Linked DNA regions of Homo sapiens: regions 2, 3, 4 and 5 are each linked to region 1. Evidence: chromatin contacts called from ENCODE Hi-C data. All regions are on one chromosome and are shown on one strand. The core of a region is the stretch at or near the end of the contact, and the rest is flanking DNA. Distances in the headings are between cores, read along the strand shown.

Evidence for each region. A loop is a pair of places that touch in the nucleus more often than their neighbours do. Pooled maps may share reads with other maps.
Region 2: a loop to region 1 is called in a map of CD8-positive, alpha-beta T cell, with 22 times the contacts of the local background. The contact joins the promoter of RNF34 here to the promoter of MLEC in region 1. A Hi-C loop is called at or near these places in 2 of 168 maps with a recorded cell type or tissue (CD8-positive, alpha-beta T cell and naive thymus-derived CD4-positive, alpha-beta T cell), 4 of 37 single-sample maps with no recorded cell type and 12 of 50 pooled maps.
Region 3: a pooled map shows a loop between it and region 1 (2.8-fold over the local background). The contact joins the enhancer-like site here to the promoter of MLEC in region 1. A Hi-C loop is called at or near these places in 2 of 37 single-sample maps with no recorded cell type and 8 of 50 pooled maps.
Region 4: a pooled map shows a loop between it and region 1 (4-fold over the local background). The contact joins the enhancer-like site here to the promoter of MLEC in region 1. A Hi-C loop is called at or near these places in 6 of 37 single-sample maps with no recorded cell type and 2 of 50 pooled maps.
Region 5: a pooled map shows a loop between it and region 1 (13-fold over the local background). The contact joins the enhancer-like site here to the promoter of MLEC in region 1. A Hi-C loop is called at or near these places in 7 of 50 pooled maps.

The regions. Positions count from the first base shown.
Region 1 is chr12:120,684,001-120,689,987 of GRCh38, reverse strand. It overlaps MLEC (malectin), which reads right to left and starts at 2,839. Exons shown (of 5, transcript NM_014730.4): 1 at 2,457-2,839. The coding sequence starts at 2,691. It overlaps LOC105370029 (a long non-coding RNA gene), which reads left to right and starts at 2,839. Exons shown (of 3, transcript XR_945449.3): 1 at 2,839-3,134. RefSeq lists silencers at 2,481-2,780, 3,621-3,720, 4,835-4,924 and enhancers at 2,535-3,036, 3,131-3,260, 3,351-3,460.
Region 2 is chr12:121,398,760-121,404,508 of GRCh38, reverse strand. RNF34 (ring finger protein 34) reads right to left here and starts at 4,391. Exons shown (of 6, transcript NM_025126.4): 1 at 4,291-4,391. The coding sequence starts at 4,296. RefSeq lists enhancers at 3,220-3,751, 3,752-4,283, 4,769-4,848.
Region 3 is chr12:121,527,710-121,533,319 of GRCh38, reverse strand. KDM2B (lysine demethylase 2B) reads left to right here. Exons shown (of 23, transcript NM_032590.5): 8 at 361-514. Among named protein-coding and RNA genes, the nearest start is that of KDM2B-DT, 50 kb to the left of the region's middle. RefSeq lists an enhancer at 3,321-3,822. Within about 2 kb of position 2,584, at least 23 of the 41 ENCODE cell types and tissues checked have a DNase peak (open chromatin) inside an H3K27ac peak, as active enhancers do.
Region 4 is chr12:120,131,548-120,137,760 of GRCh38, reverse strand. GCN1 (GCN1 activator of EIF2AK4) reads left to right here. Exons shown (of 58, transcript NM_006836.2): 49 at 1-216; 50 at 442-555; 51 at 1,029-1,259; 52 at 3,035-3,228; 53 at 3,356-3,470; 54 at 5,739-5,835. Among named protein-coding and RNA genes, the nearest start is that of RAB35-AS1, 18 kb to the right of the region's middle. RefSeq lists enhancers at 4,454-4,653, 4,864-4,913. Within about 2 kb of position 4,825, at least 3 of the 41 ENCODE cell types and tissues checked have a DNase peak (open chromatin) inside an H3K27ac peak, as active enhancers do.
Region 5 is chr12:120,084,166-120,089,966 of GRCh38, reverse strand. BICDL1 (BICD family like cargo adaptor 1) reads right to left here. Exons shown (of 10, transcript NM_001367886.1): 9 at 1-16. Among named protein-coding and RNA genes, the nearest start is that of RAB35, 30 kb to the left of the region's middle. RefSeq lists an enhancer at 2,563-2,642. Within about 2 kb of position 2,871, at least 21 of the 41 ENCODE cell types and tissues checked have a DNase peak (open chromatin) inside an H3K27ac peak, as active enhancers do.

The sequences.
Region 1 (5,987 bases), core at 1,590-4,089:
ACTGCTTTTGAAAGCATAAACCACTAGGTGCCCTGGGCCACTCACAATTACAAGAATGTTGAACTACAAAGAAACTACACAGAAACAGCAAGTTCAAAAGAAGGCCAAACCCTTATCTGGACTAACTTGGTAACAAATACCTGAATTCATTCAACATAAAATCAACTTTTCTCAGCATGCTGGAAACAATATCACAGGCAGGCGGGAAAAGAAATAAGGCATACAGTTCCTACTGCAATCAGTGTAAATAGCTGCACGAGGCAAGGGTCTTCAAATACCTGGCACACCCTTATCCAAACAGGCCCAGAAGAAAGGCAGTGTGAACAGCTGGACTTCCCTTGGTAGGACTGACTCCTTAGTAGAGAGCTGCCTCCTGAGAGTGCAAGCTTATGCGCATCTCAGCCCGACCTAAAGCCAGCAAAATGCCTTTCTCAGGAACCTGGTAAGCGCAATGTTGCAACAAGCTGGTCCAAACTGCAGCTGACAAGCGCCACCTCCCACTCCCCATCCATGCCTTAATACTGCTCCAATTCTTACCCAGATTGGTAGAATGGAGAGGGGAACCTTAGCAGGGAACCTTCATTTATACAATGCCCCAAGGGCCAGTGTCCGAAATAGGACTCCAGTACACACAAGCTTTGGTAGGTCTCATGTAATTTTACCTGCTACAATAAACTCCTTCCAAGGAACTGCAACCATGAGCCAATAACCCAAGGACACAGATCTTGGCTGACTGCTGACCAAGCCAAAGAAACACACACACACACACACACACACACACACCACCTGCATCAGCAAATTAAAACCAGAATTTCTGAATAAGGGCAGTATCTGGGAACTAAACCTGTGTGGTCTTACTCGGCTTTATTCTCTGCACAACAGACTGAATAGGACGATGTAACCAATGTAAGGCCTGGTATCTGCTAAGTGAAAGAAACCATCCGCTCAGCACCCTCACCACCGCTATCTCAAGAGGCAAAGTCCACAAACTGTCTAGTTTCCTCAAGGGCTCTTTCCTCCCTGCCCACACTCGTGAAGAAAGAGGAAGGGTCCAGGATAGAGATAGTAATGACCTCCTGCTATAAAGTCTGGCTTTGGCTGCTGTTACCGCTGCTAAAGACTGGAGCCCTGAGTCAGCTGAACCCAGGCTACTGTGATCTACATGCCAGGGCTCAACAAACTCCAAGACAAACATAGAACTTCACAAAACAGCCCTGTGTCCCAAGACCCTCACATGTGTGAAAGGCAATAAACTCCTTAATATAACAAACTCCAGGACACTGCAATCGACTTGGGAAGAACTAACTATTTTAGTAAAAGCAAGAGCCAAATCTGGGCATCGCAGAAAAAGAATGAGAGAAAGTGAAGAGTGAGTCTGTCTCCTGGTTGTCTGGAGGTGGCATACTGCCAATTTGGTAGCCTCTGAACCCAGCATACAGTATCAATCTCCTAGCAAAGAACTTCCTTCTGAAACCTGTTTTCCAATCCCTCCAACAGAAGAAACAAAGATTATAAAGCTGATCTTCCAAAACGGTGGTCTCGGGGCAACCTACATCACAAGCCCCTGGTGCAGAAACCTGGATCCCAGCAAAAAAGCTCAATCTACTATAATCAATTTCGAGTGGGGACTAGGAATCTGCATTTTTAACCAGCTGCCCTGGCAATTCTGACACACACTAACTTTGGGAAGGGAGCAGCTCCGTTAAAAACCACTGTTGCCCAGCAAGTTAAGTCACAATCATTTTCCCCCTAAGCTGGAATTAGAACTCTCAGGATCACCTAGGGGAGGTTGTAAGCATTCTCTGATAGACCATTCGGATTCTTACACTGGTTGACCCAGTTCACACACAGCCACCAGCCTCACGTGCAGGATGGCTTCGATAGAACCACCCTCTGGGGGCGGCCTGCCGATTCTACTTTTAAGCACACATATTCTTCGCTCGAAAAGAGGGCGGGGGAGGAGGCTACAATCAAACTTTCCTGGCCCATTCTCTTCGAAGATTCCTTCCTATTCTGGCTAAGAATCAAGCCCCGCTCCTGCAGAAGGGGCAAGGAAAGCGGCCGATTCCTGGGTCGACGAGAATCTCCCAAGAACTGTCTCGACAGGAGAAGCAGGGGCACCCATGACCTACAACCCGCGAGGCCTGGAGGTAGCAAAAGGCCGCCTTCGTCATTTCTCTCCCAGCTTGGATGGGAGTGAGGGGTTGAGAAAATGCAGGATGAGAAATCCAAATATAACTAACTTCTGGCCAACTCTCTGCCTGTATGACTCTAGGTACCTTGGAGCCAGTGCCAGGCCCTGAGCTCAGAGCGGGCCCCCGAAGAAGCTGCAGAGAGAAACTTCGCTCCAGAGACGCGGCCCCAGGGTCGAAAGGGGCTCGGGGCCCGCAGCCCCCGGCCGGCTGCGCCCAGCACAGCAGGCCCTGGATCCCGCGGCTCGGCAGGGGGACTCTCACCTCGGCCCACCCGGCCTTCCAAAGGGTCCTTGCGGAAGTGGATCCCGTGCACGTCCACATGCGCCTCTCCACCCGCGTTGACCGCCCAAATGACGCTCTCGGGCAGCCCGGCCCCCGCCGCGCCGGCCACGCCGGCCACGCCGAGCCCGGGTCCCCGGATCGCCGGCGGCAGCAGCAGCAGCAGCAGTCGCAGGAGCGCCACAGCGGTTCCCTCAACCGCCCAGGCTCCCAGCATGGCGGCCACCACCACGGGGGCAGCCCCCGCCGACCCTCGTCCTCGGCCGGCTGCCAGGCCACCCCGGACTCAGAAAAACAGCGCCACGGGCCGCTCCGCCTGAGCCGCCGGGGACATGTCGCTCTCAGGCCTCCTTCTTCTCAGCCACGGGTACCGCCTCCCACCTCAGGAACAACCTACCCCGCCGCCCTGCCCCCGGCCACGACGCTGCAGCCAATCAGCGCCCGGCCCTCATTAATTACCCACCACCCCGCCGGGAGGCGCCCGCTCATTGGCTGTCAGGCGCGGGAAAGGGCGTGGCTTCTCCCAGGCGCCGGCCCAGCAGTCGGGCACCAGATGGAGCGCGCGCAGAGGGAGTGAGTTCGGTTGAAGCGGCGGTTCGATGCGGAAGTGGCGGGTGCAGCGCCCAGGCGGCCCCGGAATCCCACAGCTGAATGGGAAAGGTGGCCTGGGGGGGGAAGGTTTAGGGTAGGGCGCACTGACATGTCGCCAGCACTTCCGGTGCTCTAGCTCCTGAGACCAAATAGGCTCTGGAGGGGGCGTGGCCGACTTTCCCGCCCCCTCTTCTTTTCTCAGGGAGCAGCATGAGCATAAATTCTAGTAGGAGAAGCAATGGACACTCTCCAGACCTAAGAGACGCAGTCCTTTTCCCCGCGTGAGGGAGAGGACCCATGCTTTCCCAGAGAGGCCGCGGACACAGGTCTCCAGGGAACGAATCCCATGAGAATAAGGCCCCGCCCCCTCCCCTTAGCGGGCTCGGGGCGGGTGGTAGCGTCCAGACGGCCGTCCAATGAGAAGGCTCCAACGCAGCGGAAACGCGTGGCTTTGAGAGCGAGTGGGTGCCAGGCTGCTCGCGTCTCCATGGCGACGGCCTCTGGCCGGCCTCCGCTGCGTAGGGGCGGGACCGAGGCACCCTAGGCGCTGGCGGGAGTCGCCGCCGGCGGTGCCCAGAGTGGATACCGGGGTTGTCCCGCACGGGCACGGCCCGAACTCCCTCCCTGCTCCTTCACAGTTCACCTGGCGCTCTCCCACACTGGCGATCCCTGCGCTTCGGTCGCTGTTCAAACTCCCATTTTTCCGATGGGGAAACTGAGGCATAGAAAGGGACTGAATTTTGCCAAAGGGTCGCACCGCAAGTGTAGGGCAGAGTCAAGGCAAAAACAAAAAAAACAAAAAAACGCTTATGCATTTTCCATAAATACTGGTCGATTTAGAAATTCTCCCTAAAAGGAAAAAAATGTATCAAGTCCCTGCTACCAGGGTTGTCAGATTTGGCAGATAAAATAGGAGAAGCCCAGTTATATTTGAATTTCAGATAAGCAAATGGGACCCACTTATACTAAAAAAAAAAATGCATTGTTTATTAAAATTTAAACAACTGGACTTCTTGTATTTTATCTACCAATCCTACCTACTACTTAGGCAATGAGCTTTGTGCTACATGAACAAAAAACACACCTGGGGTCCCGCATGAGAATCATAGACTTTGCACAACCCATAATGAAATTAATTGTTTAGTTAGAACAGTGGTAAGTGCTATACGGGAACAAAACAGGGTGCCAAAATAGAGACTATCAGTGGTGGATCTAAATGCACCCAAATTCCTTCCCAGGCCCCAAATTCAGACCCCATGGGGGTAACTTTTGGAAGTGTTCCCTCCCGGTCTCACTTTCCCCCCTATTTTGCAAGCATCTGGCCTTACTTCCTCCCATAGACATGTTTCCTGTCCAAGGTGTTTCTTTTTTTTTTTTTTTCTGTCTTTTTTGGAGACAGAGTCTTGCTCTGTCGCCAGGCTGGAGTGCAGTGGTGCAATCTCGGCTCATGGCAACCTCCACCTCCCGGGTTTAGGCGATTCTGCTGCCTCAGCCTCCTGAGTAGCTGGGACTACAGGCGCGCGCCACCACACCCAACTAGTTTTTTTTATTTTTATTAGAGACCGAGTTTCACCATGTTGGCCAGGATGATCTCGATCTCCTGACCTCGGGGTCCGCGGCCTCCCAAAGTGCTGGGATTACAGGTGTGAGCCACCACACCTGGCCTCTTGGGGTTTCTAATTCTACTATTCTCTCTCTCAAACTGTCATCTTTTAAGGATCTTGACAACTCAGAGGCTTCAGTTACCCTCAAAGGAGGGGTGTGGTGCAAATGGGGAACAGAAACACAAGTAGTGGTGATGGGGCTTCCTCCCTCCAGGCAGTTGGCCTGCAGAGCCCACGTACCACTCAGGTATTGCACTGCCACCAGGCGCTCATGTTTATTTTATCCTCAAGGCAGTCTAGTCCAGGAGAAACAATCACAAAAACGGATTAAATTTTGGGGGAGGCCTCTAAAGGCTTTCTCTCAGTCCTTCGTGTCTTTGGTCACCCCAGAGGGTGAAGAAGATACCCGGCTGGCTCCTGTTATTGAGCCCTTCAGATACCATTCGTGGTTGGGCCATCTGTGTACCAAGGAGCTTGGCTCCCTTTCTGAGATCCAGCTGCTCATGAATTAGGCTGTCTTTTCAGTAAAACGTAAAGTCTGAGACCCTGGAGGCAGGGTATGGGATCCGAGCGTGGGATCTAAGACAGGCTGCCTGCATCCCATGCCTAGTCCCATTTACCCACTGTGTGGCCTTGGGCAAGTGATGTACTTCGCTGAGTTTCAGTTTCCTCAGTTGTGAAATAGAGATACAGTCATGAGTCACTTAATGACAGGGATGCGTTCTGAAAAATGCATCATTAAGCGATTTTGTCATTGTGCAGAGATCACAGAGTGTACTTACACAAACCTAGATGGGGATAGCCTGCTATACACCTAGGCTATATGGTATAGCTGATAGCTCCTACACTACAAACCTCTACAGCATGTTACCTTACTGAATACTGTAGACAGTTGAACACAATGGTAAGTATTTGCGTATCTAAACACAGATACAGTATAAACACAGTATTGGCCAGCCTAGTGGCCCATGCCTGTAATTCCAGCACTTTGGGAGGCTGAGGTGGGTGGATCACTTGAGGCCAGGAGTTCGAGACCAGCCTGACCAACATGGAAAAACCCTGTCTCTACTAAAAATACAAAAATTAGCTGGGCATGGTGGGGCGCACCTGTAATCCCAGCTATTCGGAAGGCCGAGGCAGGAGACTCGCTTGAACCCGGGAGGCAGAGGTTACAGTGAGCCGAGATCGCACCACTGCACTCTAGCCTGGGTGACAGAGTGAGATCCAGTCTCAAAAAAAAAATATATATATATATACACACACACACACACACACACACACACACAAAATTTTATTTATTTATTTATTTATTTATTTA
Region 2 (5,749 bases), core at 3,142-5,641, 710 kb before region 1:
AGGCTGAGGCAGGAGAATCACTTGAGGCGGAGACTGCAGTAAGCTGAGATGGTGCCACCGCACTCCAGCCTGGGCAACAAAGAGAGACTCCATCTCAAAAAAAAAAAAAAAAAAAAAAAAAGATTAAATGACAGCCAGACACAAGAGAAGTATAGGGGGAGAGTGGGAAAAGAAAGTTTATGAGTATGAAAACAGACAACTAGGCCAGGTGCCATGGCTCAAGCCTGTAATCCTAGCAGTTTGGGAGGCCAAGGCAAGTGGACTGCCTGAGCTCAGGAGTTTGGGACCAGCCTGGGCAACATTGTGAAACTCCGTCTCTACTAAATACGAAGAAAAAAAAAAAAAATTAGCCGGGCATGGCAGCTACTTGGGAAGCTGAGGCAGGAGAACTGTTTGAACCCGAGAGGCAGAGGTTGCAGTGAGCTGAGATCGTGCCACTGCACTCCAGCCTGGCGACAGAGTGAGATTCCATCTCAAAAAAAAAAAAAAGAAACAGAAAACTAAATGATCTAAGTCATTCACTTTTTATTAAACTAGGTAAATAGCAAGGTAATAATAATGCCATAGACTCTTCTCGTAAGAGTCTATCTTGCTTGCCAAAACTCTAATATGTTACTACACAGTCATTCACTTTTTATTAAACTAGGTAAATAGCAATGTAATAATAAACCCATAGACTCTTCTCATAAGCGTCTACCTTGCTTGCCATAACTCTAAGTTAAATATATTATTTACACAGTTATTTTAAGGATGAACCTAGAAGTTTTAAATTCAAAAATAATTGTCTCAGATGCTACATGAATCTACAAGGACCAAGGAGCGATACTGTTCTTCCATCAATGAAAGCTTCCTCAGAGAACTCACCCACTATATGTCCAGGGTTTGTTTCAAACTCTGGACAACCTTCAGTTTGCTAAAACTCAATGTCCTGTGTTAAACGACAGGAAAAAGATGTATTAAATCTTAGCAACGGTGATATAAAATAATCGGTTTTACAGTTTAATCTTGGTTAGGTTAAACTTTCCTACATAACTAAAAGCAAAGCAGAAAAAACAGTTGATAAAAAAGCAAAATCTTTATCCTTTTTTTTTTTTGTTTTGGTTTTTTTTTTTGGAGACAGAGTCTTGCTCTGTTGCCCAGGCTGGAGTGCAGTGGCGCAATCTTGGCTCACTGCAAACTCTGCCTCCCGGGTTCACGCCATTCTCCTGCCTCAGCCTCCAGAGTAGCTGGGACTACAGGCGCCCGCCACCACATCCAGCTAATTTTTTGTATTTTTAGTAGAGACAGGGTTTCACTGTGTTAGCCAGGATGGTCTCAACCTCCTGACCTTGTGATCTGCCTGCCTCGGCCTCCCAAAGTGCTGGGACTACAGGCGTGAGCCACCGCGCCCGGCCTCTTTATCCTATTTAGAGCCATTTGAGAAACATATGCTCCTTAGAATGTGAAAGGATTTCTTATCAAAACTGCTGCTTCAACTGAAATACAATATGCAGGGACCTAACTCTTTCTTAGTGACCAAATATCCGACCATATACCACAAAGGAAGGAATTCTACATCCTAAATTATTTCTCTCATACCATTTGGACATTAAGCAGGTTGCAAAAACAGATGATGAACTCTAAAATGTAATACTTTTAGACAAGACATTGGCCAAACTGATCGATTATTACAATAACATGTGCTATAGATACAAATGTTACCTTCCTCATGCTTGGGTTTTTGTTTTCTTTTAACAGTATACTTGATCCTTAGTACCACTCCCCCACCTTTCAGAGAAAAAAAAAGGAAAAGGAATTACATTCAGTAGATTACTTTCTCCTTGATATCTCATTTTGAGCTTGGAAGAACCCAGATTAGCACAATTAATGGTGAGATCAATATAAATAAGGAAAAATGGGAAAGAGGATTAAATCAAATTAACACAGGGCACCAATTTGGATTTTTTTTTTTAATCCCTTATAGGAAGTTGATTGGATGTTACTGCAAGGTTAAAAAGTTACTTGAGTCTGAGAGGTAAGACCTATTTCAAAACATCAGTTTCTAAACCAAACCAAACCAAACCAAACCAAAACGCCAAAGGGAGAAAGTAAATACCCATTCCGTACATATACTAAAACCAGCTGCTCCAGGTTTGAGTGAACATGTACTTATCCATATAATTGCTTAGCTTTTCTTGTTTATTTTTAACTGCTTAACTTTTTTTTTCCTTTTTTTCTTTTTAAAATAATTTTTAATCGAGACAGGGTTTTGCTATGTTGGCCAAGCTGTTCTCGAACTCCTGACCTCAAGTGATCCATCTGCCTTGGCCTCCCAAAGTGCTGGGATTATAGGCGTGAGCTATTGCACCCGGCCAGGTATACTTGCTTAGCTTTTAATGTAATTTTAATTCCACAGAAAGAAGTATTTCCTTACATGAACATTCACATGTTAGCATTCCATGACATCAGGAATCAGTCTCTGCCCAGAAATCTACAGATGAGCATACCCACAATTAAACAATTTCAATATAAATCAACATTAAGTTAAATAATAAACATTTAACAGCCCAAATCCTCAATGGTGTAAATCCAGTTTCACAAAAACAAAAGCATCATTTATAACTGTCATCTGGCACAGGCTGATGTCTATTCAGGTCCATATTTTGCTTCTGAAAATACGTATCTTTTCTATAATTTCAATTGCCACCAAACTTTGTTTCTAAAATTTCATCTTAGAAAGTAGTACCTTCCACTTCAATTCAAAACACACGTCTGTTTTCAAAGAACTTGTTTAAAAATTTCAACACTGGACCTGTCTCTAATTCTTTCCTTCGATAGCTAGTTCCTTAATGGGCCACAAATTTAATATTAATAAAGATACTGATTCTTCGAGGCATTATATATAAAGATCCCTGCTTTGTTTTTGGATCTTAACACAGCAGAGGGTGGTTTTCAGGAAATAAAGCTACTTCTAGATACTTTAATAGATATTTCAAGCTGTAATAATATTTTATAACTAAACTGGAAAGTTAAAAATAAGCTTTTACAATATCCTCATACTTCAAGGCACAGTTCCAAAGTTACCTATTCCAAAAATATTCCTTGCTTTCTGTAGCCAGAAGTATCCTTTCTGGCTCCTGTGTTTTGTCCCTGCCTTTTTTTTTTTTTTTTTTTTGATACCTATAGCCTTCTGCCTTGTAATATGGTTACTTACAAATAACTCTTCTTTTGAATGGTAAACTGCCTTCCTAAGGGATGAGACTGTATTTTGAATTACTTCTCTTCACCATGTCTCCCTCTTGGCTAACGCACAGAAAACGTTCAACAAAACATGTGCTGAATTTCTGTGACCAGCTGACACTCTTTTTCAATCTTCTATAGTAAATCTTTGACGCTTTATGGAGACAGCGTTAATCTAGCAGCTCACCTGCTAGATTACCCACCCCCAGCACACCTCTGCACTGAGATTAACGAAACCATCTAGGTCTGAAAGTTATCATCACCTTATGACTCATCCCACTTGGTTTGAGTTCGGCAAATGAATCAATACCCTGAACTGACTGCTGTTCACAAAGCTCTTCAGAACTCTCAGTGATCGGGTTGAGAATCATCTCTCAGAAGTAGGCCGGAAACCCCGCTCCCCTTTCCCCTTTTCTTCAACTTCTCATCAGTAATGCTCCCACGCTCTCACTCCCACCTTGGAGAACTCAAGCTGCCAAATTCCTTGCTGCGTTTACCTAGTGGCGATGGAGGCACATCCAGCCTTCTCTAGTTCGCGGCCCCGACGTGCAGCCTACGAAGCACCCCTTCCGGGTGGCATCCCCACCCTGAGAGTTCTTTAACCCGTTAGCCTGGCCCTAGCCTCACCACCCCCTGCACCCCTCCTGTTCTCCTCGGTCCCACGATGTCCCCAACACTTGGGTTAGTTCAAGGACTCGGGGCGGGAAAGGGCACGCCGCGCGCCAAGGGACCGAGGCTCAGGCGAGCCCTGGCGGCTCTGCCTCAGGCCCCCGAGGAGGCGCACAGGGCCCGGCGCAGAGAGGGGCCCACCCGGCGCGAACGCTAGGGACGCCCGGCTTCTCCCCACCGCTCGGGTCGCTGACGGGGGTGGCACTGGAGGAGCTCGAGAGGGTCCGGCAGCCTGCCCTGGCTCGGTTGGGGCACCTGAAGCCGGGCAAGCGACCCCCCTCAGCGCAGCTCTCCGAGATGACGACTAGGTAACCGCTAAGGCGGAAAGAAAGGAGGCGCTTCAGGTGCCCTGGCAGGATAGGATTGGCGAGGAGGGTCTGTCCGGCTCCACCGGCCCCTCACCTTCATGGCCGCGACCGCCTCAGCTCGGCCGGCTCTACCAGGAAACTCAGCACCATAGCAGCTCCTCACACTGCCGACCTCCTTCCCTCTGGGCGGTGATTACCGCGCCCCGGGAGGCGACCGAGCGTCCGGACGTAAGGGGCGTGGTCACGCTCGCCGCGTGCCCCGGTAAAAGCGCAGAGCGGCGGCCACGACGACCAATAGGAAGCCGACTTTCGGGAGGCCGGTCACCAGAGCCAATGAAGCGACAGGGATTGGGCGGGGCCTCTGGCGTTCCTCCTGGCTGGGAGTGCGCGGGGAGGATTCTTTTCCGCCCCGAGCGAAGACCTGCGGACCTGGGCGTGGCGGAAGGCGCGCTGCGGCGCTGCTTTCTCGGTTGGGTGTTTGAAATGGGAGATAGCGTCCCTGAGGAAGCTGCTGCGGCTTTCTGGGCTAGGTGGTCAAGTTTCCGGGGAGGGGAGCGCGGGAAGGGCCGTGGTGAATTTGAACACGCCGGTTGGCTCGAAGGCCTTTGTTATGACCGTCAGAGCAGGGCCTCAGATTTCCTTCCCAGACGTTCCCGCGTTCATGCTCGGTGATGACCTCGGGGCTCCTCACTCGTGGGTCCGGTAAGGAGCGGCAGCTGCACTCGCTAGGACGCGGCCTTTAAAAACAAGACTTATTGAAAACACTTAGAAAACCAAGGGCTCTCAAATCCCAAGGGCTCTTTGAAAAGCTGTATTCAAAATAACCAAAATCGTAGCATAATAAAAGAATTTGCTCGAGTCTTGGAATTGCCTTTGGACAGAGAAACTGAGGTTGTAAATTAAGGTATCGATTTCTTCAGCTGTACTGGATGACAGTTTATTTTCCTACACCTTTTTTTTATTTTTGACAAGGTCTTGCTCTTGCCCAGGCTGGAGTGCAATAGTGTGATCTCGGCTCACTGCAACCTCCGTCTCCCGGGTTCAAAGGATTCTCCTGCCTCAGCCTCCCTAGTAGCTGGGACTTCGTGCGCCCGCCCCACACCCGGCTAATTTTTTCTATTTTTAGTAGAGACTGGTTTTCACTGTGTTGGCCAGGCTGGTCTAGAACTCCTGGCCTCAGGTGAGCCGCCCACCTCGGCCTTCCAAAGTGCTGAGATTAGCCACCGGGCCCAGCCGATTTTCCTACACTTTTTAATCTCACCTCTAACTTAACCAGTATTTAAGATTTTAAACATAAAAAAGTCAGTTCGCTCTTCATGAGGACCTAAGACTGTTCTGTTATTTATATACATTATAGATTTGCTTCGACAAGTTGTGCTATATTAGATTAAAACACACGGAGAGAGAGAGAGTGCGTGGCAGGCCACTTCCTTAGACTGAAATAATGCATCAGAGTATGTATTTCTCTTGCTTCAAGTGCTGCTCAGATAATGTCACTTCTTATCCATAATAGTCCTAGGTTTTTTTTGGAAAAATGTACAGAAAGCCTTTCA
Region 3 (5,610 bases), core at 1,335-3,834, 840 kb before region 1:
TACTGGGCTATTTTATCTTACAACTTAGGAAATTCCCTTCCTCTCCTTCCCCCACCTCCTAGACAAGCCTGTGGTTCGGGAGAAAGCATGTCCCACCCAGTCCAGGAAGTACTCCCATCCTGGGATTTCAGCAGGAATGGAGGTTCCCTGAAGGTGGGCACAGCCCTTCCTGCCTCCCCAGAGGCTCTAGGGACCTGGCCTTGCAGAGAGTCCAGAGGGATGGATCTGCCATCTCTCCACACCCCCCACCCCACACACAGCTTGTCTCGCCCCCTCCCCTTCCGCCAGGCAGGTGGGGCCCTCTCTCTGGGTCTTGTCTGGGCCTGGGTCTCCAGCTGACTGCCTGTGTTTTCTCCCAAGATTTTTTGGCTGATTCCTCCAACGCTGCACAATTTGGCGCTGTACGAGGAGTGGGTGCTGTCAGGCAAACAGAGTGACATCTTTCTGGGAGACCGTGTGGAACGATGCCAAAGAATTGAGCTGAAGCAGGGCTACACATTTTTCATCCCTTCCGGTAGGTTTCCAGGGGCACTCTCTGGGCTCCTCGAGTCTCCTGCGGCCTGAGCCAGGGTTTTAGGCCCCCTGAGGGTTGCTCTGGGCCTGGTGGGTTTGACAGGCCATTGGCAGTCCCCGAGGGGAGCCAGCCGTGGGCTGGAGGGAAAAGCCGTGCAGTTTTCCCCTCACATCCCACCTGTATCTACCACCTACGGGCTGGAATTCTCTCTCCCTTGGAGAAGGCCTTGGGCCCTCTCAGGGGAGACTCGAATCCCTGTGCAGGACTTCCTGTGGAGATTGTGTGTTGGGTAATGGGGGTGGGTTTGCCCTGAGGCAGGGTCTGGGGAAGGGCTGTGCATGGCCTCAGGTGGAATTCTGGATCGACCACTTAGAGGCTGTGACTTCACTTCTTCGTGCCTCTATTCCCATCTGTAAAATAGGATTAAGATTTCCCCAGGGTGGTCATGAGGGCTGAGTGAGTTCAGATCTCCTTGCCTCCAGTTCACTGGAGATGGACTAAGGGCTTTTGGCTGGTTCCTGGCTCAGTCACTAGTAGATGTGGCTGATGACCTAGGGGTCAGGGAATTATCTCTTAGGTTGCATTAATGGAAGCATTCTACCTAGGATGAGAGAGGTGATAGTCCTGCTGTGTAGAGGGAGGGGGTCAGGCCACACATAGGAGTTGTGCTTTTTTTCTTTTTTTTTTGAGACAGTCTTGCTCTGTCACCCAGGCTAGGGTGCAGTGGCGTGATCTTGGCTCACTGCAACCTTCACCTCCCAGGTTCAAGCAGTTCTCATGTCAGCCTCCCAAGTCTCAGCCTCCCAAGTCTCAGCCTCCCAAGTAGCTGGGATTACAGACGTGCGCCAACATGCCCAGCTAATTTTTGTATTTTTAGTAGAGGTGGGGTTTTGCCATGTTGTCCCGGCTGGTCTCCAACTCCTGGCCTCAAGGGATTCTCCCTCCTTGGCCTCCCAAAGTGCTAGGATTACACATGTGAGCCACCGCACCTAGCCTGTAGGAAGGAGGTTTTGTTCCTCTTGGTCATTGTACTTTGGAGGTTAAATCAACCTGAAGTGGGGTGTGGGTGTGTCTGGAAACCACATCAGGTGAGATGTGTTTGAAGGAGGAATTGGGTTGCTTTACATGAGGAAGTGAAGGCATATGGTAACTGCAGTCAGCCAGGTGAAGGATTGTCTCCTGAAAGGAGTATAGCCGAGTGGTGTTGAAATAACTTGCTCTGTTAGGTAGTGAGCTCCCTGTCACTGGAGGCATACAAGTAGAAAGTAGATATGGATGACTCAAGGTGCTTGCAGACAATCTACAACTGGGTGGAAGCTTGGACCAGAGGATAGGAGTATCCTTTGAGGCCACCAAGATGTTTCTGAGAGTTGGGCTAGAAACTGGTCTTAGGTCTGGACATCAAGCACTAGTGGTGGTTGTAGTAGCAGTTCCTGCTATGGGGATGGGGCCTCCAACACCTGGGTGCTTCTAGAAAGTTGGGCAGAAACTGGAGACTTCCCTATTAGGGAGATTTGGCATTTGGAAGTAGCAGGGTTTAGTGCGGGGATGACTTTGTTACCATGGCCCCAGGTCTGTCCTCAGACCTGCTTGGCTCAGGGAAGGGACCGACCCCTGCTTGGGATGGAAGGGAACTGCACTTGGTGGTCAGCGTTTATAGGGGACACCCTGGCAGATGTGGAGTAGTGGAGACTCGGGAAGGAGGTGGCATCCTCCTTCTAAGCTGTGCTCAATCCACTCTGCAGGTGTTGCTGGATTGGCCCTGGATTCAAAGGATGACTGGAAGGCTCTTGGCCTTGCTGCTGACTCTGTGACGTTAGCTGGTCTCTTCCTCTCTCTGCACCTCAGCTCTCTCTACAATGGTGGTGGGGTGGAGCTGAACTCTGGGACCCTCAAGTTCCCTCCCAACCCCATCCTCTGAGCCTAACAGGCCTTAAGTCTCTCTGTCCAGGCCTTATGCAGAGCTGGGAGGTGGCTCATCACTTTTCCCCTGTGTGGGATGGTGTGGGTGTTGATGTTGGTGACTTAAGCAAGCTGGGGGAGGTCTTGAGAAGCCCTGGCAGCAGGGGTGTGGGCGTGGCTGTCTATTGAAGGCAGGAAGAGGAAATGTGCATTTGAGTTGCTGCAAGCAGGAGTCCAGTTAGGTCCTGGCAAAGACTTCTGGCCTGAAGGGTCATGCATTGAGATACCAGGATTTTTTCCCCTGGAGTTTTGGGAAGTAGAAAAGGGACAGTTGGAATTTGCCACCCTCTGAGATACAGGGGTGGGGTAGGGTGGGAGGGAGGGTGCAGCATAGTTCAGCGGTTCCCAGCCATTGATTTCATGGACCAGTGAAAAAAAACTTAGGAACAGATACAGAGTTGCCAACTTATAATTTTGCTAAAGATGGGTGTTAAGATCAACAAACCCCATGGTCTATTCTGACACTAAAAAAGTTACAAGTATAAAATGTCAGAATAAAGGATAGTACTTTAACTTTGATAGTTTTTCTCATTCTGTTTCCAACCAGTGAAAACTAAAGGACCAGAGACTGGGGTCCACTGACCTAGATTAGTATTTTTTTTTTTTTTTTTTTTTTGAGAGGGAGTCTTGCTCTGTTGCCCAGGCTGGAGTGCAGTGGCGCAATCTCGGCTCACTGCAAGCTCCGCCTCCCGGGTTCACACCATTCTCCTGCCTCAGCTTCCCGAATAGCTGGGACCACAGGCACCCGCCACCATGCCTGGCTAATTTTTTGTGTTTTTAGTAGAGACACGTTTTCACTGTGTTAGCCAGGATGGTCTTGATCTCCTGACCTCATGATCTGCCCACCTTGGCCTCCCAAAGTGCTGGGATTACAGGCGTGAGCCACTGCGCCTGCTCTTCTTTTTTTTTTTTTTTGAGACAGAGTCTTGCTCTGTCGCCAGGCTGGAGCATGGTGGTGCAATCTTGGCTCACTGCAACCTCCGCCTCCCGGGTTCAAGCGATTCTCCTGCCTCAGCCTCCCTAGTAGCTGAGATTACAGGTACACGCCACCATGCCCGGCTAATTTTTGTATTTTTAGTAGCAACGGGGTTTTGCCATGTTGTCCAGGCAGGTCTCGAACTCCTAGGGTCAAGTGATCCACCCGCCTCGGCCTCCCAAAATGCTGGGATTACAGACATGAGCCACCGCGCCCAGCCCCTAGATGAGTATTTTAGGTCCTCCCCAGGCCTGGGGATTCTCTCCAGCATTCACACCCTCTGAGCCACGTACAGACACACATCTGAGATTCGTGGTACTTGATTTGTGGCTTTGAGGAGAGAGTCTTGGGAAACCCAGAAAGGGTTTGCAGCTCCCTGGATGGGAGTTTTTCTGTATTGAAGCAGAGAATTGAATTCTGGCATTTCCCACCTCTGACCTGAGTTTTCATTGCCACAGTGTGACCTTAGGCACCTCTCCTCCTGCCACACTGACCTCACGCCTCCCAGTCCGTGGTTCATGGAGTCTTCAGTTCTCTGAAAGCTCATAGGATGCTGATGGTTTAGGAAGACTTTCATCATAAAGGGATGCTGGATTTTGTCAAATGCTTTTTCTGTGTCTATTCAGATGATCGTGTGATTTTTTAATTTTTAATTCTGTTTACGTGGTGTATCACATTTATCGACATGTGTATGTTAAACCATCCCTGGCATGAAACCCACTTGATCATGGAGGGATTATCTTGTTGATATGCTGTTGGATTTAGTTACTAGTATTTTGTTGAGGTTTTTTGCATCTATGTTAATCAGGGATATTGGTCTTTAGTTTCCTTTTTGTTATGTCCTTTCCTGGTTTGGGTATTAGGGTGATACTGGCTTCATAGAATGATTCAGAGAGGATTCTCTCTTTCCCTCTCTTTTGGAATAGTGTCAACAGGATTGGTACCAAGTCATCTTTGTTTTGTTTTGTTTTTTTGAGACAGAGTTTCACTCTTGTTACCCAAGCTGGAGTGCAGTGGCACGATCTCAGCTCACTGTAACCTCCGCCTCCCAAGTTCAAGCGATTCTCCAGCCTCAGCCTCCCAAGTAGCTGGGATTACAGGCATGTGCCGCCACGCCTGGCTAATTTTTGTATTTTTAGTAGAGATGGGGTTTCACCATGTTGCCCAGGCTGGTCTCAAACTCCTGACCTCAGGTGATCTGCTTGGCTTGCCAAGTCATCTTTGAATGTCTGATAGAATTCAGCTATGCATCCAAGGAAGACCTTATTTATTTATTTATTTATTTATTTATTATTTTTTCATTTTTTTGAGACAGAGTCTCACCCTGTTGCCTAGGCTGGAGTGCACTGGGCACCATCTCGACTCACTGCAACCTCCACCTCCCAAGTTTAAGCAATTCTCATGCCTCAGCCTCCTGAGTAGCTGGGATTACAAGCGTACGCTACCGGGCCCGGCTAACTTTTGTGTTTTTAGTGGAGACGGGGTTTTTCCATGTTGATCAACCTGGTCTCAAATTCCTGGCCTCAAGTGATCCTGCTGCCTCAGCCTCCCAAAGTGCTGGGATTACAGGCATAAGCCATAGCGCCCGGCTGCCAAGGAAGATTTTAAATGGTGCTATTCTTCAGGCTTTATTCCTAGGTAACCTAGGAGAGCTGCCTGGAAGAGGAAGACCGTTGAAGGTGACTGAGGAGTAGAATGACCTGGAGAAAGGGGTTTGAGCTTGCCCTGCCTAGCTGGCTATACCTTGATGAGGCAGGAGGTGAGAATACAGCGTCAGGGTCAGGACATCAAGGCCACAGTAAACAGTGCCTAGGGGTCACCAGGTGTTAGCCTTATAATTATCAGTAAGGAAAGCTGGAGGTGGAAGTCACCCCCGGGGAATAGGAGGTTGGAAACTTTAAGTACCTGGGGTGAACCAGGTGATGTCTTTTTCCTCCAACTCAACCTGGCCTATGGGAGCATACTGGCCACATTTGCAGGCTCGGCCTCCCCACTCTGGCTGTGCCAGCCTAGGTGAGCTATAGTTAACAGTTATAAGCAATGAACATTTACAAATTTTATTTTATTTTATTGAGTCAGGGTCTTACTTTGTTGCCCAGGCTGGAGTAGCATGGCTTGATCCAGTGAACATTTTATGTACATTATGTATCTTCTCTGC
Region 4 (6,213 bases), core at 3,576-6,075, 550 kb after region 1:
CGGATCATCATCGAGGATCTGCTGGAGGCCACCCGCAGCCCTGAGGTGGGCATGAGGCAAGCTGCTGCCATCATCCTCAACATCTACTGTTCCCGCTCAAAGGCTGACTACACCAGCCACCTGCGGAGCCTGGTCTCGGGCCTGATCCGCCTCTTCAATGACTCCAGCCCTGTGGTTCTGGAGGAGAGCTGGGATGCCCTAAATGCCATCACTAAGGTGAGGGGACTGCTGACCCCACAGCCAACTTTTGCTTTTAGAAAATTCCAGACATTTACAGGAATAGACTTATAAGAATCCCCCACGTACCTGTCACTCAGCTTCGGCGTTTACCCACTCGTGGCAAGTCTTGTTTATACTCCCGCCCACGCTTTCCCCATATATTCTTTGGAAGCAGTCTTGAGAGGGCTGTACATCCTCTCGCTTTTTCCTGGATTCCTGCAGAAGCTGGATGCTGGCAACCAGTTGGCACTCATTGAAGAGCTGCACAAGGAAATCCGGCTCATAGGGAACGAGAGCAAAGGCGAGCATGTGCCAGGATTCTGCCTCCCGAAGAAGGTAAGCCAGGGCCTCGTGCAGGGGGCTGTGGGCGTGCAGTCTGTTGTGCCCTTCTGGCCCTTACCCCTGTCCCAGGTCTGCGGTAGGGGCTGCTGGAGCAGTAGCCGTGGTGGTTGGTGTTCAGCACCTTCGCAGACAGCATGTTTTCTTCCATGGCAGTCAGATGGGGACAGGGTTCATGCTGCCTTTGGTTTAAGCTCTGCAGGTCACCTTGGCCAGAGTGAGTGGGCCACAGGGTAACAGCAGTGCATGTTCTCTCTGTGTGATAGGCCTGTTGGGGCCCTTGTCGTCTTTTCTCTGCCAAGACCGTTCCATAGCCAGCCCTCTCAGGCTGTGATCCTGAGATTCAGCCCAAATCAATATCTCCCATGGAGTTGAGGGGAGGACAGCTGTCAGGACCACTTTGCTTGCATGGGAGACACCAGGGCCCAGGGTGTTTGAGATTTGACTCTCAGTTGTGGTTCTCTTGTCAGGGAGTGACCTCCATCCTTCCAGTGTTGCGGGAAGGAGTCCTGACTGGCAGCCCTGAGCAGAAGGAGGAGGCAGCCAAAGCCTTAGGCTTGGTAATCCGCCTGACCTCGGCTGACGCCCTGAGGCCCTCCGTGGTCAGCATCACTGGCCCTCTGATCCGCATCCTGGGGGACAGGTTCAGCTGGAATGTGAAGGCGGCTCTGCTCGAGACACTCAGCCTCTTGTTGGCTAAGGTGAGTGGCTGATGAGTTTGTTCAGATCTTAGAGAACAGGTCTGTCTGCAGGAGCCTGATACAAGGTGTCATGTAGCAGCAGGGCAACAGATTTATTGTGGAGAGCCGCATAGCAGAGGGAGGTAAGACCTTGGACTTCAGACATGCTACACCATGGGTCAATTCCAAGTCGTCCTTACTAGCTCTGTGACCAGGATGACCTTGGGAAAGCCATATAACCTAAGCCTGTTTCCTCACCTACAATGTGAGACTAATAATACCAGCTGCCTCATGAAGGGCTGCTAGATATGGGGATTAGATGAGGTTATGTCCAGCATGATGCCTGCTACATACTAAGCACTCAGTACATGTGAAATGCTATTATTTTGAAAAACTACTTTTTCAAAGGAAAAAATTCAGGACCACGTAAATACAAGGAAAACATTGTTTAAAGATATTGCAGTTTTTGTTTTTTTTTGTTTTTTGTTTTGTTTTGTTTTGTTTTTGAGACAGAGTCTAACTCTGTCACCCAGAGCTGGAGTGCAGTGGCGCGATCTCGGCTCACTGCAACCTCCGCCTCCTGGGTTCAAGCAATTCTTCTGCCTCAGCCTCCCAAGTAGCTGGGATTACAGGTGTCTGCCACTACACCTGGCTAATTTTTTTGTATTTTTAGTAGAGACAGGGTTTCACCAGGCTGGTCTCGAACTCCTGACCTCGCACAGCTCAGATTTACCAGCTCCCCCTATCCCCTTTGTGTGCCTGCCACAGCCTGCACACCCACCCAACTCCAGTATTTCCAGACCTTCATTGGCACTGAACCTCCAAACAGTCACTCTGGTTTTCCTAATTAACAATAAGTAAGCCGGGCGTGGTGGCTCAAGCCTGTAATCCCAGCACTTTGGGAGGCCGAGGTGGGCAGATTACCTGAGGTCGGGAGTTCGAGACCAGCCTGACCAACATGGAGAAACCCTGTCTCTACTGAAAATACAAAATTAGCCGGGCATTGTGGCGGGTGCCTGTAATCCCAGCTACTCAGGAGGCTGAGGCAGGAGAATTGCTTAAACCCGGGAGGCGGAGGTTGCAGTGAGCTGAGATCGCGCCTTGCACTCCAGCCTGGGCAACAAGAGCGAAACTCCGTCTCAAAAAAAAAACAAAACAAAAAACAGTAAGTAAATCTTTACTCTTGGACCCACCTGTATTGTATCAAAAGTGTGCCTGTGTTTCTGTATAGTCAGGGGTTGAACTGGATTTTTAGTTAGGTGGGTACACATTTGTGCAGGGAGGATTCTCCAAGGTCATTTGTTTCACAGGCTTGTTCTGAGGGCTGAATGTGGAGTGCGTATCCTGCTGTCAGTTGCTCAGTAGATGGGCTCTGCAATTATACACTGAGTCCCTTTCCCTGTCTTGGCATTAGAACTGTGCTTCAGTACTGCCGATAGTCTGCCCTGCTTGTTAATGTATTCAGAGGAGGATTTGAGTCACTTATCGATATGGACAGGTCTCCACTAAGCCAAACCCCAACGCAGCCAAGGCTGCGAGACAGCTCCCTCAGATAGCGGCCGCCGCCTCCTCGGCCTCCTGCTCCTCCAGTGTATCAAAGCATGCTGGATATGACCAGGAGGCCAAGCGAAACCTGTCTGTGTTTGGCCTCTCTGACGGGCTATCTGTCCCCAGCCCTGTATGAGAGCTGGACTCGCTGTGGTGGTTTGGGATTGTCATTTGTTCTCATGCCTGTGGTACACTGTGGCTTTGGGTCTACCACAACTGTCTTTCATGGATGTGGGTTCCTCCCACAGGTTGGGATTGCCCTGAAGCCCTTCCTGCCCCAGCTGCAGACCACTTTCACCAAAGCCCTGCAGGACTCCAACCGGGGGGTGCGCCTGAAGGCCGCAGATGCTCTGGGGAAGCTCATTTCCATCCACATTAAGGTGGACCCCCTCTTCACAGAGCTGCTCAATGGCATCCGCGCCATGGAGGACCCAGGTGTCAGGTACGGCGCTGGCAAGGGAGCACTGTGGCCTCCAGGAGGCCAGGGGTTGCTGTGGGCCGAGCCTGCGCTGGCAGGAGGGGTGGTGGTGGAGGCACCCAGGGCTTAAGGCGGTGCATTGCTTCTGCAGGGACACCATGCTGCAGGCCCTGAGGTTTGTGATTCAGGGAGCAGGGGCCAAAGTGGATGCCGTCATCCGGAAAAACATCGTCTCACTCCTGCTGAGCATGCTGGGACACGATGAGGTACGGCTGCAGGCAGGACTAGTGGCAGCACTGGACCACTGGTTTCCCTCCTCCTCCTTAGGTTGAGTTCTTCACTTTGTGTTAGAACCAGTACAGCTCAGTAGTAATAAGCATTCCTGACATTTCTATCACCCTGTATGCTTCACCAACATTTCCTCGGGTTTCAAGGGAAACGGGGCAGGTATTGTGGATATATTGGTTATTTCCGTTTGTTTGTTTGTTTTTTGGCTGAGTCTTGCTGTGTCACCCAGGCCGGAGTGAAGTGGCACAATCTCGGCTCACTGCAGCCTCCGCCTCCTATCAAGCGATTCTCCTGCCTCGGTCTCCCGAGTAGCTGGGATTACAGGTGTCCGCCACCATACCCAGCTAATACTTGTACTTTTAGTAGAGATAGGGTTTCACCATGTTGGTCAGTCTGGTCTCAAACTCCTGACCTCAGGTGATCCACCCGCCTCGGGCTCCGAAAGTGCTGGGATTAACAGGCATGAGCCACCGCGCCCGGCCGGTTATTTCTATTTTATAGATGAGGCAAGTAAGCTTTGTAGAGACCCAGACCTCTCACCTATTTGCTCTCTGATCTTAAAGAAGTCACTTTCTCTGTCTGCCTCTCATTTCCACTTTTGTAAAATGAAGAGGTTTATTTATTGTTTTGTGAAACATTTGCCGAGCTAAAGGGCCTATCCCAGAGGTGCATAGACCTCGTGGTCACAGACCTCAAGAAACTTAGTGTGTAGTGGGATAAATGGTCTCCAGGGTGTGTCCCGGTGGCAAGTCTTAGAGGTCTATTTTCGAGGGTGAGACTTGTCTGGGCCATACCCAGCAAGTAGTAGAGTCCAAACCAGAAGCCCTGGACTCCTGGTTCTGTCCCAGTTCCATCAGCCTCACCTAGTCTGGAAGCATCTGTCAAATATTTGGCTGCGAGCACTGTGGGGCCAGTAGGGAGTTGAGTCTATGGAGAAGAGTTTTCTGTTCCCTTTTCAGACAGCCCTCTGTTGTGGTCTAATTTACTTTGTAGGGCCAATCTAGGAGGAGAGGGCCTTTGGGCTCACATGGTTTTACACGTCATTGACACACACACACACCCACACACACTCCTCCTGCCCACACCTGCAACACACACACTTGCTGCTGCACTTCCCATGGCTCCAAAGGCCTAGTTCTGGTCCCCAGGCGCCAGCTGTCGGACTCCAGCCCCAGCCTTCTCTGTGGGGACAGACAGGAAAGTCTGCTGTCTTGGTCACAGTCTTTCAGGGCTTCTACAGAGTCATGTGTACAGTGCAAGCAAAAGTTAGTATTGAAACATATTTGCATTTTACCACAGTGCAGCTTAAAATAGATGAAGTTGGAGAGAGTCGGTGTCAGAGCCAGCTTTAGCTTGGCACCTGGGCTTCTGCTTCGAGCTCAGAGGCCCAAACTGCTGGCAGTCCATTCTCTTACCCTCTGAACCTCCACTCAGATTGAAGGTGGCAGTTCAGGGTGCCAGCCTGGCATTAGCTTTTTGGGTTATTGAGTCCCTGGTTGGTGGTTTGTTTTGGGGACATGTTGAGTTGGCACCTGTAATAAGGAACATAACTTAAAATCCTCTCTTGGTATTCCATAGTTAGCTGGCCAGGGAGGAGCACGGAGCCGCTCGCGTACCTGGCTCTGATTTGAACAGGAAGTGCTTGCCTTTCCTTATCTTCCTTGGCTTGATTAGTGGCTTTAGTTTGACTTCCTAGGATGAACCCAAGTAATTTCGGTGGCAGTGGGGCACTCATGCAGTAGGGAGATAGCAGGAGTCATTCTGGCCACAAGATGACACAAACTCTGTGGGAGAAAGGAGCTCAGAGTGGCCGTCTCTAGCCGGCTTCCCTGGTGGCTGGGGGCAGGTGCCTCCCCTCCTGCCCCTCCCGCCCCTCCCTGCCTCACAGGGCTGTTGATAGTAATTGAGATAATAAATATGAAACATTCAGCCTTCCTAAGAAGAAAGATGCTATGTAAATACAGTTATTACTGCTATTACAAGGATGATTACCATATGCATACACACTGGGGTTTTCTATAATTAAGTGAAGTGCTGGCTGTGTAATGTTTAACTCCATACCAGTGGCAGCCCAATCTGGCAGGGGAGCACGAGTGCCTACAGGAAGGACTGGATCTTGAGTCTCTGAGTTGGCTTTTCCACCTTCTTTGTTGCTGTCCATCCTGGGCTCTAGAGCTGCCTGCCTTGGTTCCCACACAGCTGGTGTTGTTCCCTGCACCCCCTCACTCCCTTCTCTTCCCTGTCAGGACAACACTCGCATCTCCTCAGCCGGGTGCCTAGGGGAACTGTGTGCCTTTTTGACTGAAGAGGAGCTTAGTGCCGTTCTACAGCAGTGCTTGCTGGGTAAGTACACTGGAGAGTTCCCCTTCAGGGACCTGGGCCTCTCAGCCCTAGCGAAGAGTCGACGGGCATCTCCCTCCCTCCCTCAGAGGATCTTTTAGCAACTGGACTGTCCTTTCCTTGGGAATCCAGCAGTTAAAGCAAAATCCAGGCCAGGGGTGGTGGCACTCACCTGTAGTCCCAGCTACTCAGGAGGCTGAGGTGGGAGGATCAGTTGAGCCCAAGAGTTGAAGGTTGCAGTGAGCCTTGATCACGCCCCTGCACTCTAGCCTGGGCGACAGAGCGAGGCCCTGTCTCTAAAACAAACAAACAATACTGAATTTGCAGTGGTCCCGTAGCCCTGAGTGTCTCTGCTCAAAGAACACAGCTGTAAGCCCGGAG
Region 5 (5,801 bases), core at 1,622-4,121, 600 kb after region 1:
CTCCACAGCATTCTTCCTGAGAACAGACAAGCCAGGGTGAACATGGACACCTTGTGCCAGAGGCATCTTGGTCTTTACTTGGGGCACCTGGAGTCCCAGGATGAGGAAACAGGCTCTGACCCTGAACTCACAACAAATAGCAGCTGCAACAATAACTATGATGTTGCCTGCAGAGGGTTAGTTTGCAACATGTTTTCACATATATTCTCCCAGTTTTCATAACCAACCTGTAGGTGAAAGGAATATTTGTCATCCCCACCTCACGGATAAAGAAACAGAAGTTGAGGCCGGGTGTGGTGGCTCATGCCTGTAATCCCAGCACTTTGGGAGGCCGAGGCGGGTGGATCACCTGAGATCGAGGGTTCGAGACCAGCCTGACCAACATGGAGAAACCCTGTCTCTACTAAAAATACAAAATTAGCCAGGCGTGGTGGCACATGCCTGTAATCCCAGTTACTCGGGCTGAGGCAGGAGAATTGCTTGAACCCAGGAGAAGGAGGTTGCAGTGAGCCGAGATTGCACCATTGCACTCCATCCTGGGCAAAAAGAGCAGAACTCCGTCACACACACACACACCACACACACACACACGTTGAAAGAGCAGAACTCCGTCACACACACACGCCACACACACGTTGAAAGAGCAGAACTCCGTCACACCCCACACACACACACATACACACACACACACACACGTTGAAAAAGGACAATACTAAAATAAGGACTGGAACCCAGAGGGGATCAAAAGCCTCACACAGCATAAAGGAGCTACTCATCCTTTCCCAAAATGGCCCATTCCCCACTGGAAGGCAGGAACCTTGTCCTGCTGGTATAGAAGGGATTCCTTGTAGTTAGCAATCCCCCTTAGGGGAACTGTCCTGAAGATACAGAGGTGTGCGAAGATAGCCACACAGTGGTGATCACTATAGCTTAGCTAGTCAGAGTAGCCAAGTGGTCATGAATGATGGGATGGAATACAGTCACCAGTAAAAACCATAAAGTAGGCCGGGTGCGGTGGCTCACCCCTGTAATTCCAGCACTTTGGGAGGCCAAGGCGGGCGGATCACGAGGTCAGGAGATTGAGACCATCCTGGCTAACAGTGAAACCCCGTCTCTACTAAAAATACCAAAAATTAGCCAGGCATGGCGGCAGGTGCCTGTAGTCCCAGCTACTGGCGAGGCTGAGGCAGGAGAATGGCGTGAACCCGGGAGGCGGAGCTTGCAGTAAGCCCAGATCGCGCCACTGCACTGCAGCCTGGGTGACAGAACAAGACTCCGTCTCAAAAAAACAAAAAAACCCCATAAAGTGTGGCCAGGCGCGGTGGCTCGTGCCTGTAATCCCAGCACTTTGGGAGGCCAAGGTGGAAGGATCACCTGAGGTCAGGAGTTCGAGACCAGCCTGGCCAACATGGCGAAAACCCATCTCTGCTAAAAATACAAAAATTAGCTGGGTGTGGTGGCAGGTGCCTGTAATCCCAGCTACTCGGGAGGCTGAGGCAGGAGAATCGCTTGAACCTGGGAGGTGGAGCTTGCAGTGAGCCCAGATTGTGCCACTGCACTCCAGCCTGGGCAATAGAGCAAGACTCCGTCTCAAAAAAATAAAAACAAAACCCCACAAAAAACCATGAGGTAGAATATTTATTGACAGTTCATAACATATTGCTGAGTGGAAAAAGCACCAGAAAACAAGGTCTAGTATAATACTAGTTTTGTAAAACAAAAACTGCCTGTGTCCGCAGGGTGCTGTGGCTCACGCCTCTAATCCCCAGCACTTTGGGAGGCCAAGGTGGGCGGATCACCTGAGGTTGGGAGTTCGAGACCAGCCTGACCAACAAGGAGAAACCCCGCCTCTACTAAAAATACAAAAATTTGCCGGGCGTGGTGGCGCATGCTGCCTGTAATCCCAGCTACTCAGGAGGCTGAGGTAGGAGATCACTTGAATCCAGGAGGCGGAGGTTACAGTGAGCCAAGATCACGCCACTGCACTCCAGCCTGGGCAACAAGAGCGAAACTCTGTCTCAAAACAAAACAAAAAACTGCCTGTGTGTTCAAGGATATGCACAAAAATGTCTAGTTGGTTATCTCTGGGTGATGATTACTGATGGGTAACTCCTCCGACATTATTTTGCATTTTTTTATTTTCACATTTGTGTTTCACGTATTACTTTGTTCACCTTTCCCAACATTCCTAAATCACGGCTGTTCAATGCAAAAGAAAATTAATTTTTTTCGAGGGCAGGGGAACGGGAATAAAGGTGGAAGGACCTCTGCAGAGGCAGCCCTGGTTGCCCAACTGCAGAAACGTGTATTATTTAGCCCTTGCCTTCATTAATCGCTCCCTTAAGCACTCAAAACAGCAAAGCTAACAAAAGCATGCTCCTTGTACAGGGCCAGCGACTAATGTGCAGGGCTCAAGGGCAGCTAGAGGATCCGCCTGCAGAGGCCGCCTAGCTCGAGCTTCACAACACCGACCGCACTAACCGAAGTGCGGCCAGAAAAAGGAACAGGTGGATCCCACTTGCAAAGTGCTCAGGCCACTGCTGCGACCAGCACTTCTTCTTTGGCTTCAGGTCTACCGAGCAATTAGTCACCTGTGCCGACACCGCAAGTGCGCCCCGCCCGCCGGCCCGCCTGCCTTCCCTAGAGAAACCGCTCCAGACAGCTCAGCCACCGCGTCAGCCCCGCCCACTGCGGCAGCGACGGGACCCGAGCCCGTCTAATGGATGCTGAGGGCTCAGATGCCGAAGGCTGCCTCCGTCACACCCACTGCTATTGGCTGGCAGCAAACAGCGGAAATCCTCACGCGGCATCGGTTGCCATGGACACCCCTCCAGTAGCGTCAGAACCCGTGGTGCCCCACGACAGCCACAGCCTCCTGAGCTTCCGGCGTCCCCCGGCAGGTGGCGCCGAGAGCAGCGGGAGCCCCAGGAATGTGCTGACTAACGTTGCCGGCGAGGGACAGATGGGCCCAGGGCTACAGCCGCGGCGCAGCGCCGGGCATGGTGGGGTTCCCTTCCTTGCCAAAAAACGCCCTGAGGCAGGGGCTGCCTGGACGACCTCCAATCCTGGCCACGCGCTGCACCGTTGGGACATTTGCTCACCAAGGAATAAGTGCTCGTCATTCATGGGAAACCCCAGACCAGGATCAACACATTAATCACATTTTAAAAATAGGAATATTCCAAGGGCTCGAATAATTCCTTTTTACAAATGAAACCACTAGTAACTGACTTGTTTTTGTAAGGCAGATTGCTAGCCCAAGATTTATTTTTGGTTTTAGTGAAGGCCCTTCACCTGCAAGGAGATAAAAAAATTGCTACTTAATTTTCCTGAAACTCATTTATTGTATAGGAGAAGGTGCACCTTAAGGTTTCTGCAGCCCAGTGACGAGAAGGAAGTTATATTTCTTAGGGATTCTCACCCCTGACTACACATTAAAATCAAGGGGGAAAGAAGTGGGCCCCACCCAACTGACCCCACCCCGTGATTTCAACTGTATTGTTCTGGTGAGGTTCCTGGTGTCTGAGCGCTCCCCAGATGATTGTAATGTGCGGCCAGGATGGAGAATCAGAGATAACGTATATGGAAGAAGTATCTGGTAAAACTAAGTTACTATACAAATGGGGGGTGTGGTTTCCTCTTTAAATGATTCCTTAGGCTTGTCGTCTCAATTCTTGTATAACAAAAATTCATTTCTAAGGTATGGGAAAAGAACTATCCTCCCAGAGTAACCTAACTGCCCAGCCAGCCCTGTTCTATAGGAGTCCAGGAAGGACAGGACCCTTGCTCCAGAGTTCTCCCTACTGGGGGCATCCTTCCAGAGGGGAGAATTTGCAAGTCTAATCAGACTCCTGGATAGTAACTGGGCCTCCTTTGAAAGCAGGCAAGAGCATGCATTACAAGGTTTCATGTAGATTTGCTCACCCAGGTGGCAGAGCTAGGTTTTACTTTTTTTTTTTTTTTTTTTTAAAGGGAGAAAGACTGGACAACTTGCTTCTTCTCTCCTGCACCCTGACACTTTCTCTGTTTGTATCCCCCACCTTCCATCCCACCTTCCATGCTGATGACAGAATATGATCTTAATGTTCAGCTTCTTGTCTGAGAGAAGGTAACCAACCCATGTGTACTTCTATCTTCATTCTGCCTTTTTTTTTTTTTTTTTTTTTTGAGGCAGGATCTTGCTCTGTCATCCAGGCTGGAGTGCAGTGGCATGATCACAGCTCACTGCAGCCTCAACCTTCTGGGCTCAAGTGATCCTCCCACCTCTGCGACTCCAAGAATGTACCACCACACTCAGCTAATTTTTTATTTGTATTTTTAGTAGAGACAGGGTCTCATTATGTTCCCCAGGCTGGTCTTGAACCCCTAGGCTCAAGCAATCCTCCCATTTTGGCCTCCCAAAGTGCTAGGATTACAGGCGCCCTTGCCTGGCCTCCTTCTGCTTTTGATTTCTAGTGGACTTCCACGATAAGCATCTTCATTTTACCATTTTATTCCATCACACAATTTCACTGTTATTCATAAAGGTATGCTGCCTCCTCTATCACACTGTTACTTTTTTTTGAGATAGGGCCTCACTCTGTCACCCAAGCTGGAGGGCAGTGGTGCAATCTTGGCTTACTGCAACCTCCGCCTCCTGAATTTGTGATCCTCCAACCTGGCTACTTCTTTTTTTTTTGTTTGGGTAGGGATGGGGTTTCACCATGTTGGCCAGGTTGGTCTCGAACACCTGACCTCAAGTGATCCACCTGCCTCAGCCTCCCAAAGCGCTGGGATTGCAGGCCTGAGCCGCTGCACCCCAGCCTTATCACACTGTTACTTAAGTATCCATTAACTAAATATAGTGGAAATCCAAGCAGCAAAGATACATCGTTATGTGGGATTCACCAAGAATAATTTCTAAAATGAACTAGAAACTGACAGACACCATGACATGAGGTTCTGACCAGAAAGAAAAGGGGACCCAAAGGTAAAACGGAAATAGAGATAATGAAAATGATGAAAGAGAACAGAAGGGAGGGGGAAAGTGTGTGTGGAAGTGAGGTTAGAGTATGAGTAATTTTTTTTTTTTTTTTTGAGACAGAGTCCCCGTTCTGTTGCCCAGGCTGGAGTGCAATGGCGTGATCTCAGCTCACTACAACTTCTGCCTCCCGGGTTCAAGTGATTCTCCTGCCTCAGCCTCCTGAGTAGCTGGGATTACAGGCGCCTGCCACCATGCTTGGCTAATTGTTGTATTTTTAGTAGAGACGGGCTTTCACCATGTTGGCCAGGCTGGCCTCAAAACTCCTGACCTTAGGTGATCTGCCTGCCTCGGCCTCTCATAGTGCTGGGATTACAGGTGTGAGCCACCGCAACTGGCCTGAGTATGAGGAATTTTAAAGTCAGAAGTTAAAATGTGTGTCATATTATTTTTTTTACAAAAGCATACAGTATCTTATTTACACATTGTTTCCAAGTAGTTCATTTTAGCTTCCCAACAAGTAGCAGTGTAGCAAAGGGAAAAGGGTGTCAGGAAGACGGGAATCAGAAGACTTGAGGTGGAGGCTCATGAGTCACTGCTGGCTGTGGCCCTGGCAAAGTATTTCTTAGTTTCCTCATCTGTAAAATTGGGATTAAAAATTTTTACTTCTTACTGTGGCTGGGAGGATTAAAGAATAAAAGTGTTGGCCGGGTGTGGTGGCTCATGCCTGTAATCCCAGCACTTTGGGAGGCCAGGGCGGGTGGTTCACAAGGTCAGGAGATCGAGACCATCCTGACTAACACGGTGAAACCCTGTCTCTACTAAAAATACAAAAAATTAG